Regions from separate parts of the Homo sapiens genome. Here region 2 is linked to region 1. Evidence: chromatin contacts called from ENCODE Hi-C or POLR2A ChIA-PET data. All regions are on one chromosome and are shown on one strand. Each heading gives the region's core, a stretch centred on a gene start or an enhancer-like site at or near the end of the contact. The rest is flanking DNA. Distances are from core to core; before and after follow the strand shown.

Region 1 (7,871 bases), core at 2,594-5,093:
ACACTTCCATTACCTGAACAATGAAATTATGCCCATATTTAGAGAAAAAAATGACTGTTGAAAGCTGTATTGTCCCATTAAATAGATCTGACTAACAATTAGTTGGCTTAATGCAGAATCAAATTGAGTTTCTTTTTTCCTAAGCAGATAGAAACTCTACAAGAGTATTAATGAAAGAATACAATGATTATGAAATATTTCACAGGAACGCAGACTGAGGAATTCAACAGATTAAAAATAAGTAATAACTCAGATAGAAAAGGGTTTACAAGTAGAAAAGGTGAATTCTCACACTGCAGGTTTAATCTTCTCTTGCGTCATTGTGGTATACTGGATTCAAATCTAGCTTAACAACTTAACTAGCTGTGTGACCTTAGGCAAGCCATTTAAATATTTTAACCTCAGCTTCCCATCTGTAAACTGGGAAGTTTGTTATGAGGCTTGAGATAACAAACATCCTATACAAGGCACATCACAGGTATTTGCTGGGTAATGGTAACTATTATTAACCACAGACCTGATATTTTTATAAAATATACAAGTTAAATTTAATAACCATGTAAATGTTACCTGCCGTATATTAAGCTAAACTAAATCTTGCTTTGCAATAATTTCCCAGAAAAGTGTTTAGACTATCTACGCTATGAGTCACTCGAGCTCTGGGCCTGTTTTCTCAGACTCTCCCTTGTCTCTCGCATCCAATTCTTAGCTGAAGCTGTCACTCCACCTTGGCAATACCTACTTTTCCATCCACTGCCCTCACCCTGGTTCAGACTTTCATTCCCTCCCTCCTTCACTGGTGCAATGGCTTCCTTAAGCCAACGCCTAAACAGTCCAGAAGCTCAGTTATGATCGTCTCACTTCCCTGCTCCTCCAATGGAGGAGACTTTCAATGGCTTCAGTGAAAACCTGCACCAGCTTCCCTCTGCCTATCCAAATCCCTCTCCGGGGCATTCAAGGTCTCCAATGCCTTGGTCAAAAAAGGATGCTTCTTCCTTTCATCTTACTGCCTCCCTGCTCAGAGAGAATGCTCTAAAAGGAGATCACTCCACAGGCTTCGCAGACTTTTCTCATGCTCTTCTCTCCCTCTGGAAGGCTCTCTGCCCACCCATCCTGACACAGCTGAAATACTCCAAAGTCTAGTTCGACACCACTTCCTTTATAAAGTCTTCCCAGTGCCCCCACGACAGATGTTCTCTCACCTCCTTGTGAAGTCTCTGAAGTCACGTACACCCCTCCTGTGCATTCCGCTTTTGCGTGCTAGTCTTCGTGTACTTATCTTCCTTGGAAGGGCCTACACTCCTTTCAAGGCTATAGATTTCCACCTTGATCTCCCCTGACACTTAACACAGAATGCAGTCAATGCTCGGTAAATACTTGCTGAATTAAGGAATTAATGGAATTTGAGATACTTGCATGGTGTAATTACAGGCCTGTCCATTCTAAAAGTCAGGCTGTGAAGGCACAGGGAAAACCAAGGTGAGGATCCTTGGGTCCTCAGGCCAACCCAGCCCTAAGTGGATTCTAGGATCTTCGGCACGTCCTCAGCTTCCTGTCTCTGAAGTGTGCGTGTGGGGTTTCTGCCTAGGCTAAGTGATCCTTAGGGGTCCCCCCGCTCTAAAATTCAGGCAAATTGACCTGTTTGTCTCATAGTAAGAAATAAGCTTCTCTTAAAACCTAATTTAAGACTAACTTTAAAATGTATATGAAATAATGATCACACGTATCTCAGTTTTGAAATCATGAGATCTGAAGAAAAATAAGCATTAATATTATAACCACATATTTCTGAAACTTAATGACTATTTTCTGCTTTTAATCCTCCCACAAATTCACCCTTTGATGGGTGAAAGAAAGATCTAACTGTGAGACTTTGTTACTTTGGTAACAAATTTCACTATTTATAATTTGTTTTAATGACAGGAATAAGACTAGAGTAATTCTGCTGTAATTGAAAACAGTATTAATATAATGTCCTATCCAAGAAGAATCCAAAATTTACATTTCAAAACATGTACATGTCTATTATTTCATTATCAAGGTTGTAACATTTACCAAATGTTAACAAAATTAAGTAGTTGCAGATTCCATTCAATCTAAAACAAAGACACAAAGAACAGGCAGGTGGTCGGGGGAAAAAGAGGGAATTAGGATACAATGAGATCTAATACTGTCCTAAAAACGGGTAAGTGCTGTTCGTGGAAAGGACAGAGAGAGAGAGAGATGTTTTAAAGTCATTTTCAAAGGAAAACTAAGAGTTGGGCCCTCCACACATTCAAATTTCTTTATTCAGGGAAGGGCTAGATACAAAACACTCATCTCAAAAATCACCAATCTATTAATAATTCAGCCATAAAGTAGCAGTTTTTGAAATAAATGAGTTTAAAGTCAACCAATAGTTTTTATACTAGTTTTCATGCTAAAAAAAAAAAAAGAAAGAAAGAAAAGAAAACCACAAAAACCTTTATTTAGAAAACCTTCGGGTCAGAAAAATACTTATGAAATTCTTAATCATCATTCACTTAGCAGAGAGCAGTGGCTCCCTTGGGCACAGAGGGCACCCTGCTTCTACAAAGTGCACGCCACAGCCAAACATATCCCTCCACACAAAACCAGAATGCCACCAGAAAAACTGCGACATGCCCTGCCTTCAGGCGGTCGCTATTATTTGAAAACGCAGAAGTCAGCATTTGTGGGCTATTTTGTAGTCAGTAGCACCACTGCAGGCTGGGTCAGGCTCGAGAGGAACCTCCATTGCCAGGATCCCCGGAAAGAATGACCGCCTCCCGACTCAAGCCCTGAGCTTGACGCCCTGCTGCCGGGCAGAGCAACATTAATGAGAAGAAAAAACATCCTTCCTCAAAGTCAGGTAATTTTTCACTTGGGTCTCTTTCCCCTTCCCAGAGAGATGTGAGACTTGACAAGTTTGTAAGTAGGCTTTAAGTTGGAAAAACAGAGCACGGGATGATACTACACAAGGAAAAAACATGGAGCCTGCCCAAAATTAAATGTTTCAATGGGGAATCCTAATAAAACATGTACCTTGATGCAGTTCATTAACCACTTAATTTATTAAAGTTTTACTCCCCTACAAAAGGTATAAGAAGCCAAGGGAGTGAAATATTCGATTAATAGTACTGATTATTGTCTATTTAAAAGATAAGAAATCCAAGCTAGCAAAAGCATAGTTATAAATAATAATCAAAATAAATACTTGGTTCATGAAAACGCCAAAAAGAGCTACTAAAGAGTCCTTCGCATTCTATTCTGACTTGGATTTAAACTGTGTGTAACCCACACATTTAAAGGATGTGCATCTCAAATCCTGGAGGACTGCGGGAGAAAATTTAAATTTCAGATTTAAATGGCTGGCAAAATTTTAAAACAAATGTAATGAAAACCCAAGTTTTCATTCCTTCTATTGCTTGGCACATTTTCCCTGGAAATCCCCAGACACATTTTGTTCAGGAAACAAAGAACTCCAAGATTGAGACAATTCTTTGCTAACTCAAAAAAAAAAAAAAAAAAAAAAGCGAAAATAGATTTTCAGGATGCCCCATAAATAAATAAATGAATCTAAGCAGAAAACAGGTTGCAACTCGAGTAGTCCCTGCCTTCAAAACTGCTTGCAAAACAAAACTCCCTGGAGCGCATTCAGGTTGCTCCTCCCAGGCCTAGGGCCACAACGCCTGGTAAATAACGTCCCGGCGCTCAGGGCCTCTTTCCCAAAAGCCCGACGTGGGAACAACTAGCAGGGGGCGGGGAGGTGGGGCGGGCTGCAAAACGCGCACGGCTCACGTGGGCATCTAGAGTCCAGCTCCCGAGACCCGGTCAAAGCAGGGACAGGATCTCTTCCCCACCCACCCAAATGACGCCCTCGGTCTGTTTCCGCTGGGATCCGGAGAAGCTGACCCTCTCACCGGGGGGTCTTCCCGGGGCGCCTAGGCCAGGGCGGGCCCCCAGCGTCGTCCTCTCCCACCCCCCCACTCCCCTGCCCACACATTCTGGATCAAAGCAGACATGCGGCCGGCGCTCTGCGATCCAAGGCACACTGGGGTCTTTCATCCGGTGTTTTTAAAAAGGAGGAAACAAAAGGCTCAGAGGCAGGGCCCCAGGTGCGCTCGCCCGCGGGGGCTGCGGCGCGGACGACCGAAGGTAACAGGCACGTCCCGGCCGAACTTCGAGACCCGGGCCCGGCAGCCGCCCCGGCGGGGAAGTTTCGTTTCCCGGACAGGGGAAGCCGAAGCGCCTCCTCGGGACAGGACCCCGCGCCGCCGGGACGCGCAGCCTTGATACAAACGTCCTTGGGTGGCCGAGGAGTCCAGGAGTCGTTGCAGTCGTGGTCTCGGGGTTACTGGGGATTGGGGGTGAGCCGGTAGAGACTGCGGAGCCCCGAGCACCACTCGGCCACCAGACAGGACCGGGGCCCCGCTCCTTTCCTCTTTTACTTTGATTACGGTTGGAGAGGTTGGGTTTTGTGGTCGCAGCCCCACCTCGCCTGACCTCCCATTCGCGGGCTGGGACAAAGGCGGCTGCAGCCGTGTCCAGCAGGCAGGGGACAGCCCCGCGCGGGCCCGACGCCCCCTCTGACCACCCGCCCGGGCTCGCGGGAGGGGAGAAAGGTACGACCGAGTCCCTGTTCGCAGGACAGGGGCCAACCTGTCCCCGCACGCGTCAGGACACCCGGTCCTGCTCCCAGCGCGGCCGGGAAGTTCTTTCGGGACCTGGGGCAAAAAAACCTTTCCACCTTCGGGACCCGAGTCTCCCAGTCGTCCAGAGGAGGACGGTCCCTCCCTGTCCCGCGAGCCCCGCAGCCCGCGCTCTCCGGGCAGGTACCCACCAGTAGCCGTCCGAGTTCTGGTCGGTGATCACGCCGCGCCGAGAATAGTACATCCTGCTGGTGCCCCCGCCGCCGCTGGTCACCTCGTAGCGCAGGTCCGGGCCAGACTCGGCGCGGATCATGCGGCCCAGAGTGTTGATCCGCGGGTGGGAGCCTCCGTTGCAGCTCATGTCGGCGGGCAATCGGGAGAGCGGCTCAGCGCCGAGGCATAAGCGAGGCGGGCCGGCGCGGAGAAAGCGGAGGGGGCCAAGGATAGGCGGACGGCCGGGGAACCGGGCGGGAGTGCGGAAGGCTCGCGAGGTCGCTGCTCGCTACCTGGGCCCTCCCGAGGCCGCTGCGAGCGCGGAGACGGCGACGGGCCGGGGGCAGGAGCGGGAGGAAAGCTGTGGCTCGGAGGGCGGCAAGGGCGCAGAGGAGCTGCGTCGGAGCTGGGTGTTGGTGTTGGTCGGCGGCGGAGCGAGTCTCCTCCCCGCTGGCACTGGGCGCCTAGGCCACACCTGGCCGGTTTCTTCCCAGGGTGGGGTGCGGCCGCCGCGCCTTCCCCGCCCCCCCGCGGGTGTCACCGACGCGCTCCGGCCGCCCCTCCCCACCTGCGCCCGCCGCCCGCGACTCCGCCCTGCGCCACCGAGGCCTGAGTAACACCGGGCGGGGCGGGGGCGGGGTCCCCGAGACCCAAGCGCCCTGGGCGAAGCCACCGCGGGGAGGACCTGCGCTCGCGGGGGCTGCTGCGCTCTGCGCTGGGGCCTCTCGGGCTGGGAATGCGTGGCCCGGCTTTTGAGGATTTCCTCGGTCCCCGGGCGGAAATAGCTGGAATGGAGGGGCCTCTCGATTGGAGACTTACTGGTCAAATATTTACTTTTGTTGATCACTGGAAACGCTACCTACCACGCATTGACTAGGACCACAGTGAGGAGGGAACGCTTTAGATGATAGAGTTTTGTTTGGGGGCTTTTTTTTGTTTTGTTTTATTCCAGGAATTCAGGAAATTGCCCCAGAAGTCCGATTTCTGATGTGTAAAACCTTTTTTTACAGAAAACCACGACTTCCTGGAAAAGTCTTCACCGTAAATATTAATCTCTTTGGCATGAAGAGGAAAACACTGCAGCTAATTTTTCATGGGATAACAAAAATATAAACTGCAATTTCTTTTATTTTTTCCCTTTCGATGGTCTTTTTAAACGAGGAGTAAAGATTTCAACGCCAGGTCCATTTTCCAAATTTTGTACCAGAACCTTGAGGATGCTTGTCTCTCGCGCGCTTCTCCGCAGACCGAACCCTCTCCGGAACTCAGAGCTGTTCACCCAAGTCAGCGGAGGAGGCCTCCTGGGACTTGAGCCTGAGGGTGGCGAAGAACCCTAGGCAGAGATCATCAACTTGGTACCGATGAGTGACGCGGAGCTTGAACATTCCAGCGACTTGCTCCAGGGCCACTCCCAGTTAAGAGGCTGAGTGTTAACTGCAAGAGGCTGAGTGTTAACTACGCCGTTGGCTCCAGGAACCGAACCGGGTTTGGATACAGACCCAGTCACACCATCCATGAAAAGCTGTTTCTATAATATGAAAAATTGTTAAATGACGCTTTAGTAAAAGCCATTTAAAGATCTTTTCTAATAAATTTTTCATCTTTCCAAACAATGCCGCTAATTACCTTCTGATACAGTGCGTTTCCAAAATGTTTATGAACTGAAAACAAAAATAAAAAACTACATTTTTATGTTGTAAAGGGAGTGGGGGGGACTTTCTAAAATTTGTCGTATTATAGCACTTCTCATGACAACTTGACCCTTTAGGCATAATTTTTGACAAAATGTCTTGTTCTTTTTCTTTTTACAGCTGAACGTCTTAAATTCAAGGAGTAAACACATATAATGAGATAAAAGTTTATCACTGTTAGCACAACCAATAATTTGCATCGTAGTCTCAATTTCCTCGAATCTTTAATAAAACCAAAGTGGTCAAGTGTTTAAATGATTATACAGATTGAGTACCCCTTATCCAAAATGCTTGGGACCAGAAATATTTTGGATTCTGGATTTTCTTGGATTTTGCAATAGTTGCATAGACGTAACGAGAGATCTTTGGGGATGGAACTCAAGCCTAAACATGAAATTTATTTATGTTTTCTATATGCCTTATACACATGGCCTGAAGGTAATTTTATACAATATTTTAGATAATTTTGTGCATGAAACAAAGTTTTGACTGCACTTTGACTGCAAGTCATCACATGAGGTCAGGTGTGGAATTCGCCACTTGTGGTCATCATGTCAGTGCTCAGAAAGTTTGGATTTGGGAGCATTTTGGATTTCAGATTTTCAGATTAGGGATGCTCAACCTGTACAAACACTGATCTATAGACAAGACGGTGGTTTTTCTCAAACAGAATCAATGGCTGGAAGTCAGCCTCTGCACAAACAGCCCATAATATCCATTGGTGGAGGAGAGAAAGACATGCATGGAGGGAAAATGTCAGTGCATAATGTACAACATTTCATTTAGGATGTTTTCCCTCTATGCATCTCATTTGTTCAGCAAATAATTATAACCTAGGATATGGAAATACTCTGCAACATACAAAGATAAATAGGGTCCAGTCACTGCCCTTAAATATATTATAGTAAAACTTTGATTTAAGAAATTCAGGGGCCCGTGCGGTGGCTCATGCCTGTAATCCCAGCACTTTGGGAGGCAGAGGCGGGTGGATCACTTGAGGTCAGGAGTTCGAGACCAGCCTGGCCAACATGATGAAACCCCATCTCTACTAAAAATACAAAAATTAGCTGGGTGTGGTGGCAGGCGCCTGTAATCCTAGCTGTTTGGGAGGCAAAGGCACGAGTATCACTTGAATCCAGGAGGTGGAGATTATATTGAGCAGAGATCGTGTCATTGCACTGCAGCCCAGGTAACAGAGCAAGACTCTGTCTCAAAAAAAAAAAAAAAAAAAAAATTCAGGGATTATTCTTCCCTAATGTGTAATAAAGAGGCTACACAATTGCACGGTAGAATTATCCTTTTAAAAAAAACCCACATA
Region 2 (7,871 bases), core at 2,172-4,671, 75 kb before region 1:
TCATTCCCTCAGTCACCTATTCAAATGCAATTATTGATAACCTATTCTCTACCTGCTCCAGGAATGCTGGAGAAGTAGGCTACTCTCGTCTTTCCTTTCTATCTGCGTTCTTTCTCATAGATGATTTACTATGGGGTAATGAAATTTATGCTTGGAGTTCCTTTCAAGGTCTGATACCTAATTATTTTCCCACTCTCTATCACCTAGTTTCTGTCACTCCAGCTTCCGTTATCCAGGCTGGAGTACAGTGGTACCATAATGGTTCACTTAAGCCTCAACCTCCCAGGCTCAAGCAATCCTCCCACTTCAGCCTCCCAAGCAGTTGAGATTACAGGCACACACCACCACATCTGGCTAATTAAAAAAAATGTTTTTTTTTTGTAGAGACAGGGTCTCCCTATGTTGCCCAGTCTGGTCTTGAATTCCTGGCCTCAAGCAATCCTTCCGCCTTAGCCTCCAAAAATGCTGGGATTACAGGTGTGAGCCATTGCACCCAGACCCTAATTTTGTATTATTTTCTTAAAAAGAGGGCCCCCCAAAAATGGAATCTGCCCCCAATTCTATTTAAGATGTCCAAGTAGGACCTGCCCTTGTCCAGCATAGCCTATTGCCTTTAGACCACCCGAATTGAAGGACAATGAGCTCCCCACCTCTAGCCTCCATGTGGTAGCCCCCTCCCTGCCAGCCAGGGCCTCTGATCATGGAAGGGGATCTTTTCCCAGCTCTGACACCTGCAGCTAGCTAAGTGTGACAGCTAACTTTATGTGTCAATTTTGCTAGGCCATAGTACCCAGATGTGTAGTCAAAACTTATTCTTTATATTTCTGTGAGGGTGTTTGGGGACGAGATCAGCATTTTTTTCCTGCCTTAGGTTTATTCACACAAATAGCACAGGAGGACACCAGCCCCATGCAGACAGCAGCCCGGGGGTCACACCAGTCCTTCTGTCCTCACATTGGCAGATGAAGCTCTCTACTCCAGAGCCTTCATGGGGGCCTGGGCACCTTTGGAAGCCTGAGCAGGAGCTAGAACTGAAGCTGGAGCTGCAGCTGAAGCCGAGGCCTGGGCCTTGGTTTGATCCTTGGCCTTGGCCTTTGGCCAGCAGAGCCTGAGACCCGTGGCAATGTGGGCCCGAGCATGCTTCCCAGCCTTGGGGTGGGCAGTGTAGGCAAATCGAGCTTGCGGCTGGCGCTCTTTGGAACCCTGGGCTGGACTTCCATAGGCTTTGGGGGGCCTTGATAGCCTCAGCTCGCATGTTGTTGTCCTGCATCTTCTCCAGGCCCTTCTCGTTGTGCTTCTAGGCGAAGTGCATGTTCTTCGGGAACTTGGGGTCCATCCCTTTAAGAAATCAATCTTTGTGATCAGGATTTCTTGATGTGTTTCTGTACTATTTTCAGGACTGGTTGTTTGTAGTGTTGTTCTTGAACTTTCCCATGTCTGCACCATAACCCACAGTTCCTGAAGCCAAGATGAACATTTAAATCAGCAGACTTCAGGTAAAGGAGATCTCCTTCCTGGATGTGAGTGGGCCACATCCAATCAGTGGAAGACCTGGACAGAACAAAAAGACTCGTGTCTCCTGAGCAAGAGGGAATTCTGCCAGAAAACGGTCTTTGGACTTCACCTGTAACATCAACTCTTCCCTGGGTCTCCAGCCTGCGGGTCCACCCTGTGGACTTCGAAATTGTCAGCCTCCACAATTGCATGAGCTGATCCCTTGAAATAAATCTCTCTCTCTCTCTCTCTCTCTTTCTCTTTCTCTCTCCACACGCCCTATTGACTCTATTTCTCTGGAAAAACCCTGACAAATACAGTGAGTGAGCCCAGGGCAGAGCCACACAGTTTCAAACTGCGAGAGGACATGAGAAGTCCACATTCAGTCTCCAAGTTGGTCTCACAAGAACCTGAGACTGAGTGAGCACCTGCCTTGCTGTCATTAATACAATCAAGACTTTGTTTTTGTTGGTTTTTTTTATTTTCTTGCTTGTTTGTTTGTTTTTTTGTAGAGAGGAGGTTTTGCCATGTTTCCCAGGCTGAACTCGAACTCCTGGGCTCAAGTGATCCACACACCTCAGCCTCCCAAAGTGCTGGGATTACAAGTGTGAGCCACCGCGCATCCTGCCACAATTAGGACTTTGATCTCCATTTTGGCACCTCTGAATCTTAAACACTTATCACAGTAATGTCAGTGGGGATCTGAAATTCATTGTGACAAAGATGTAAAGGAGAGTGGCCTGTAGAAGTATTTTTCCCAGAGATATTTGGATTTCAAAATGGAACAAAGTGTACTGTGTTTCCTAGTGGCTTTATTTTCCTTCTTTATAGTTGTGCAAATTTGTCACATGTTCTTCACTTAGAAGATATTTTTTGCATTGGAAAATAAAATTTAAGTATAAATTTACTGTGTCTCACCACTTCTTCCTCCCCAAAATCATCATTATTTTCCCTTTGTGTTTGATATTGAGCTGACGGGCATTCTACTCTAAAGCTGAAGTTCAGCCTCCTAGATTCCTGCATGGAATCATTCAACCCGTTTTTCCTGGGTGCCTTCTGTGTTCTAGGCTCCGTAGCAGGTGCTGGGTGCTCTGGAGTCAGGCTGCCTGAGGTCTCATCCCAGTGCTGTGTGAGCTCAGTCAAGTTGCTTAATCTCTCTGTGCGTTGGGTTTTGTTGGTTGGTTTGGGGTTGGGGGTTTTTATGTAGGAGAGAACAAACAATTAAATGAGTTAGCGTGTGAGGCCTGTAGGGCAGCCCTAGCTCCTTGGAGGCACTCAGTACCCATCAGCTCTCATCATCCCAGATGCCCAGAAAGGAACAGCCTTTGTGGCAGGGTGGGAAAGAAGTTTGTGTCTGCCAGTTTCTATTTTCTAAGTGAAGTGGGAAGTGGCCAGGCTGTCAGTTTGAGGAAAGCAAAGAAGACAGGAAGAGGGGAGTTAAAGGTGTGGAGGGGAGTGACTGGGGTCCTTACCCCTTCGTGGCACCAGGTTGGGGTCTTGTGATGCTCTCTAGCCGCACACGGCTAGGAACAGAGAGAAAGGCTTGGAAGAGTCCAGGCTGAGTTGCCCCCGGCTGCTGTGATGGAAGCCATCAGGACAAGGGATATGGCCACAGAGTGGGCGAGGTGACAAACAGAAGATGCAGACAGCAGGAATGCCACACCCCACTTGCTTCTGTAGGAGGCTGCCAGGTTGTTACATGGCCAGCATGAGCCACTTCGCCAGATTAGCATACAAGGAAGGCACTGTCACTCTTATTTTTCATATTGAAACCGACTCAGGCTACAACACACCAGATTCGCAGGAAGTTCAACATCTCCCACTTGTGGCTTGGCACCAACTCTTCGCATTGTCCAAAAACCCTCACGTGCTTATTAGTGTCTCCAAGGCCAGTCCCATCCAGTCACATAAAGCAAAACTCAGCAAATGCCCTCGGGGCTGAAGAAAACCACAGCTACCCCAGAACGAGGCTGCTCCGGAATGAGCTGCCCTGCCAGGCAGTGAGGATTGCAAGAGCTACAATCAAGCACTCTTCTTGTCTAATTCAAAGAGATCATGGGCACTACTGCGGGTTCCAAGACTTAGTGATTCTTTAAGGCAGCAAAATTCCACTTTTTCCAGAATATTTCCACCCAGGAAGTCCCACACTCAGAATAAGCCTGGATCCCCAGGATCCTACTCACAAGCAAGTACCCCAGGCAGAGAGGTGCTCCACCCAGCACTGCCCACAGCCTTTTTCATGTCCATGACAATCTGGGCATCCCATGGAACCCAGGTCACCAGGTTAGCTGTCTGAGGGAGGCCTTGGAGCTTACTTCTGTCAGTAGACCCGCCTCAGCAGGCACTATCTCCAAATGTAGAAGTCTGGATAATGCTCAGCCTCAAAAAGGAGAAGATTGGGGTTTTCATTTCTTTCCTCAAAGGAAGTTCATTATCTCCCTACACTTGAAGGAGGGACCAAAGAAAGGGACAGCCTCCTGAAGTCTCCAAAGAGGCCCTGGCCCACCCCTCTAGGACAAAGCTTGCTGCACGTCCACAGAAACAAATGTATTCACCTGATTCTTCCCAGGACAGAGAAAATCTGCCTTGCTGTCTCCGTCCCGACAGAGAAACAATGAGCAATGGCAGCTCCTCTCCATATAAATAAGTCATCAATTAGTTAAAAATTGATTTAAAATACTGTTGCTTTAGTCAACCAGACGTATACAGGTTAGAGAGAATATGTTCCTTTTTTTTCGAAATTGGATCGCCTTGGACACTGGTCCTCATTCATTCATCTGACAAATAGCTGTGGCGCGTCCACCATCTGCCAGGCACTGGGCATCCAGCAGGGAGCAGAGAAACCAAGTCCCTGCGCTTGTGAAACTTACAATCTCATAAGCTATGTTAGGCTACAAAGTGCTACAGGGGAAAACAATGGAAGGGGAAAGGGTGGAGAAAGTACAATTTTAAATAGGAGGGTCTGGAAAGGCGGCTCTGAAAAGATGACTCTGGAATAGAGAACCAGAGGACGTGAAGAACAAGATTTTCAACAGGAGGAAGAGCGAGAACATGAGATGGGACCAAACCTCATGCACCTGGGGAGCAAGGAGTGGATGCAGGATGGGTGAGGGAGGCCACGGTGGGAGGTGAGGTTAGAGCGAGGGGTGGGCACAGGCCATGCGGGCCTTTAGGTCTTGGTGAGAAATCTGGACTTTCCTCTGTGTGAGATGGGGACCCGCTGGAGGGTTCTGAGCAGAGAAGTGACATGGTCTTACCTTCATTATTATAGGACCGTGCAGGCTCCTGGCTCCTACACAGAGAAATAGACAAGATGGGAGACAAGCTGGAAGCATACAGACCCAGAAGAAAGTTTTCTGATTGTCTGGGATGATACTGGCTTTGATTAGGCTGATGGCAAGCGTGGTAGTAAGAAATGGGAAAACACTGAAATCAGTAGAATTTGCCAACGGATTAGAGGCGGATATGAGAAAAAGAGTGAAAGATGAGCCACTGGAAGAATAAAATTGCAATTTACTGAGATGAGAAAAACCAGAGAAAGGCTGTTTAGGATGGGAAGTGGAGAAGAAATAAAAAAATTGCTGTTAAGTGTATTTGCTTTCAGATGCCAATCAGATTGGGTATCCAAGTGGTGGTGTCCAGTCTGGAATTCAGGGGGAAAAGCTGGTGGTGTTTGGATTAGTCAGTACAAAAACGGCTTAGGCGGGGCATGGTGGCTCACGCCTGTAATCCCAGCATTTTGGGAAGCCAAGGCGGGAGGATCACCTGAGGTCGGGAGTTTGAGACCAGCCTGGCCAACGTGGTGAAACCCCATCTCTACTAAAATTACAAAAATTAGCTGGGTGTGGCGGCGGGCGCCTGTAGTCCCAGCTACTTGGGAGGCTGAGGCAGGAGAATCGCTTGAACCTGGGAGGCAGAGGATGCAGTGAGCTGAGATCGGCCACTGCACTCCAGCCTGGGCAACAGAGTGACTCTGTCTCAAAAAAAAAAAAAAAAAGTGGAGGTGGGGGACTTAGGGAGAGAATGCAGACAGAGAAGAGGTGGAAAGAGTGAACTGTGGGCATTACCATGCTTAAAGCTCAGAGGTAAGAGGAGGAATGAGCCACAGATAGTGAGAAGGAACAGCCTGTGAAGTGGAGGGAGAACCGGGAGATAGCAACGCCACCTATGGTTGGGTCAAGGCGAAGACTGAGACTCCCCCATTGGATTTGGCAGTGTGGAAACCATTTCTGGCCTTAGCTGAGAGTTTGAGTGGAGTGCTGGGGCAAATCTGATTGAGAATAGACTCAAGAGATAAGAAAACAGAAAGTGAGGATGACAAGTATAGAAAACTCTTTTGAAGAGGCTTGCCATCAAGGAGAGCAGAAAAGTGGGGTGGTAACTAGAGAAAGGTAGGGCTAAGGGAAGGTCTTTGTTGTTTCTTTGTTTTCAGATATTCTATCAGCAGGTTTGAGTGCTGGTGAGAATGAGTCAATAGAGAGATGACGGTCGGTGATGCAAGATAAAGGGAAATATTATGAACAACATCTTTGAGCAGGTGAGAGGGGAGGGTCTCCAGCACATAAGAAGAGGTGATAATCTTAGATCAAATGCAGAATAATTCATCCATTGTACCAGGTGAGATGAACTGGAAAATTGTCAGGCTTTTGTAAGTTCGCAGAATTTTATGCATGGAAGTTTCTGTTCAACTTTTTGCCATAAGGTGGCAGTAGCCAGCTGTGTATGAACCAAACAACCCTTAGCGAGCACCTTTGGGAAAATGGCAAAGGCTAAAGTCAATTTTGAGTATATGTTTTTAAAGGCATGGCAGGTATTCTGAAGAATGTGCTCCTCATCCTTCCGGCCTCATATTTTTTTTTTTTCTTTTGAGATGGAGTCTCGCTCTGTTCCCCAGGCTGGAGTGCAGTGGTGCAATCTCGGCTCACTGCAACCTCCGCCTCCTTAGTTCAAGTGATTCTCCTGCCTCAGCCTCCCAAGTAGCTGTGATTACAGGCCCGGCCTGGTCTTAAATAGCATCTTCTCAGTCAGTCCTTCCCTGTCTAGCCTCTCCAAGTAGGTCCATAAGGCTTTCTGGAGGAGGTGATAACTGTTCAGACTCCGAAAGCATATGTGGCCATAATGGAGACAGAGGGAAGAGCTCGGGGGAGGAATTCAGACAATTACTTAGGCAACTGTAAGTGGGGCTGGCCTGAGGGCAAAAAGAGGCAGGAAAAGCAATGAGGAGATGGTTGTAGTAGTGTAGGCAAGAGATGTTTGCCACTGGAACTAGGCAGGGTAGTAAGACACTGTGATTTATAATAAACATATATTTGGCCTTTGTCCCATTTTCTGAGCCATAGCTCCCAAACTCCTTGCAATCTCCAGTGATAGGTGTCTTTTTGTATCTAATGAACTGACGGGTGGCTGGGGGCTCCTGGATGGCCTCAGCATGAGGGCTAGTTACCAGGGGAACTGGCAGCATGATGACAGGGTTAGGACCTTCAGCCCTCCCTGTGCCCCATCTCTGAGGAGGGGAGGGGGGCTGAAGGTTGAGTTGATCACCAATGGCCAATGATATCATCGATCATGCTTACTTTTTTTTTTTTTTGAGACAGAGTCTCTCTCTGTTGCCAAGCCTGGAGGGCAGCAGCAATCTTGGTTCACTGAAACCTCCGCCTCCCGGATTCAAGCAATTCTCGTGCTTCAGCCTCCCGAGGAGCTGGGACTACCGGCGCCCACCACCACACCTGACTAATTTTTGTATTTTTAGTAGAGACGGGATTTCACCATGTTGGCCAGGCTGGTCTCGAACTCCTGACCTCAGATGATCCACTCGCCTCAGCCTCCCAAAATGCTGGGATTACAGGCGTGAGCCACCACACCTGGCCCATGCTCACTTATTGAAGCTTCCATAAAAACTTAAAAAGACTGGGTTCAGAGTTTCCTTTTGGGTTGCTGAACACATCTACATTCAGAAGGGGTGGTGCACTCCAACTCCATGGGGACGCAGGGTCCTGTGAGCGGGACCCTTCTCAACCTTGCCTTGTGTATTTCTTCATCTGGCTGTTCATTTGTAGCCTTTAAAATATTCTTTGTAATAAATCGGCAATAGCAAGTAAAGTGTTTGTTCTCCCAAGTTCTATGAGCTGAGCTAGCAAATGATCAAACTGCAAAGGGGATTGTGGGAACCCCCAATTTATAGCCAGTTCATCAGAAGTACCAGGGGCCCAGACTTGCATCTGACTGTATCTGAAGTGGGGATTAGTCTTGTGGGACTGAGCCCTTAACTTGTGGGATCTGATGATAACTCCAGGTAGACAATGTCAGAAATGAGTTAAATTGTAGGATGCCCAGCTGGCGTCCCCCAGAGAAGTGACGAGTGGGGAAAATCCACGCAC

Evidence for each region. A loop is a pair of places that touch in the nucleus more often than their neighbours do. ChIA-PET counts read pairs that join two places held with the same protein, here RNA polymerase II (POLR2A). Pooled maps may share reads with other maps.
Region 2: a loop to region 1 is called in a pooled map, with 3 times the contacts of the local background. The contact joins the enhancer-like site here to the promoter of DSP-AS1 in region 1. A Hi-C loop is called at or near these places in 1 of 37 single-sample maps with no recorded cell type and 4 of 50 pooled maps. POLR2A ChIA-PET finds 5 or more read pairs at or near these places in 4 of 52 experiments (H1, HEK293, HepG2 and 1 more).

What each region holds. Positions count from the first base shown.
Region 1 is chr6:7,539,055-7,546,925 of GRCh38, reverse strand. DSP-AS1 (DSP antisense RNA 1) reads left to right here and starts at 3,843. Exons shown (of 2, transcript NR_183331.1): 1 at 3,843-3,880; 2 at 5,873-6,475. DSP (desmoplakin) reads right to left here and starts at 5,255. Exons shown (of 24, transcript NM_004415.4): 1 at 4,841-5,255. The coding sequence starts at 5,010. RefSeq lists an enhancer at 7,267-7,871.
Region 2 is chr6:7,613,986-7,621,856 of GRCh38, reverse strand. It overlaps the pseudogene RPL29P1. Among named protein-coding and RNA genes, the nearest start is that of SNRNP48, 28 kb to the right of the region's middle. RefSeq lists a silencer at 5,567-5,861. Within about 2 kb of position 3,421, at least 4 of the 41 ENCODE cell types and tissues checked have a DNase peak (open chromatin) inside an H3K27ac peak, as active enhancers do.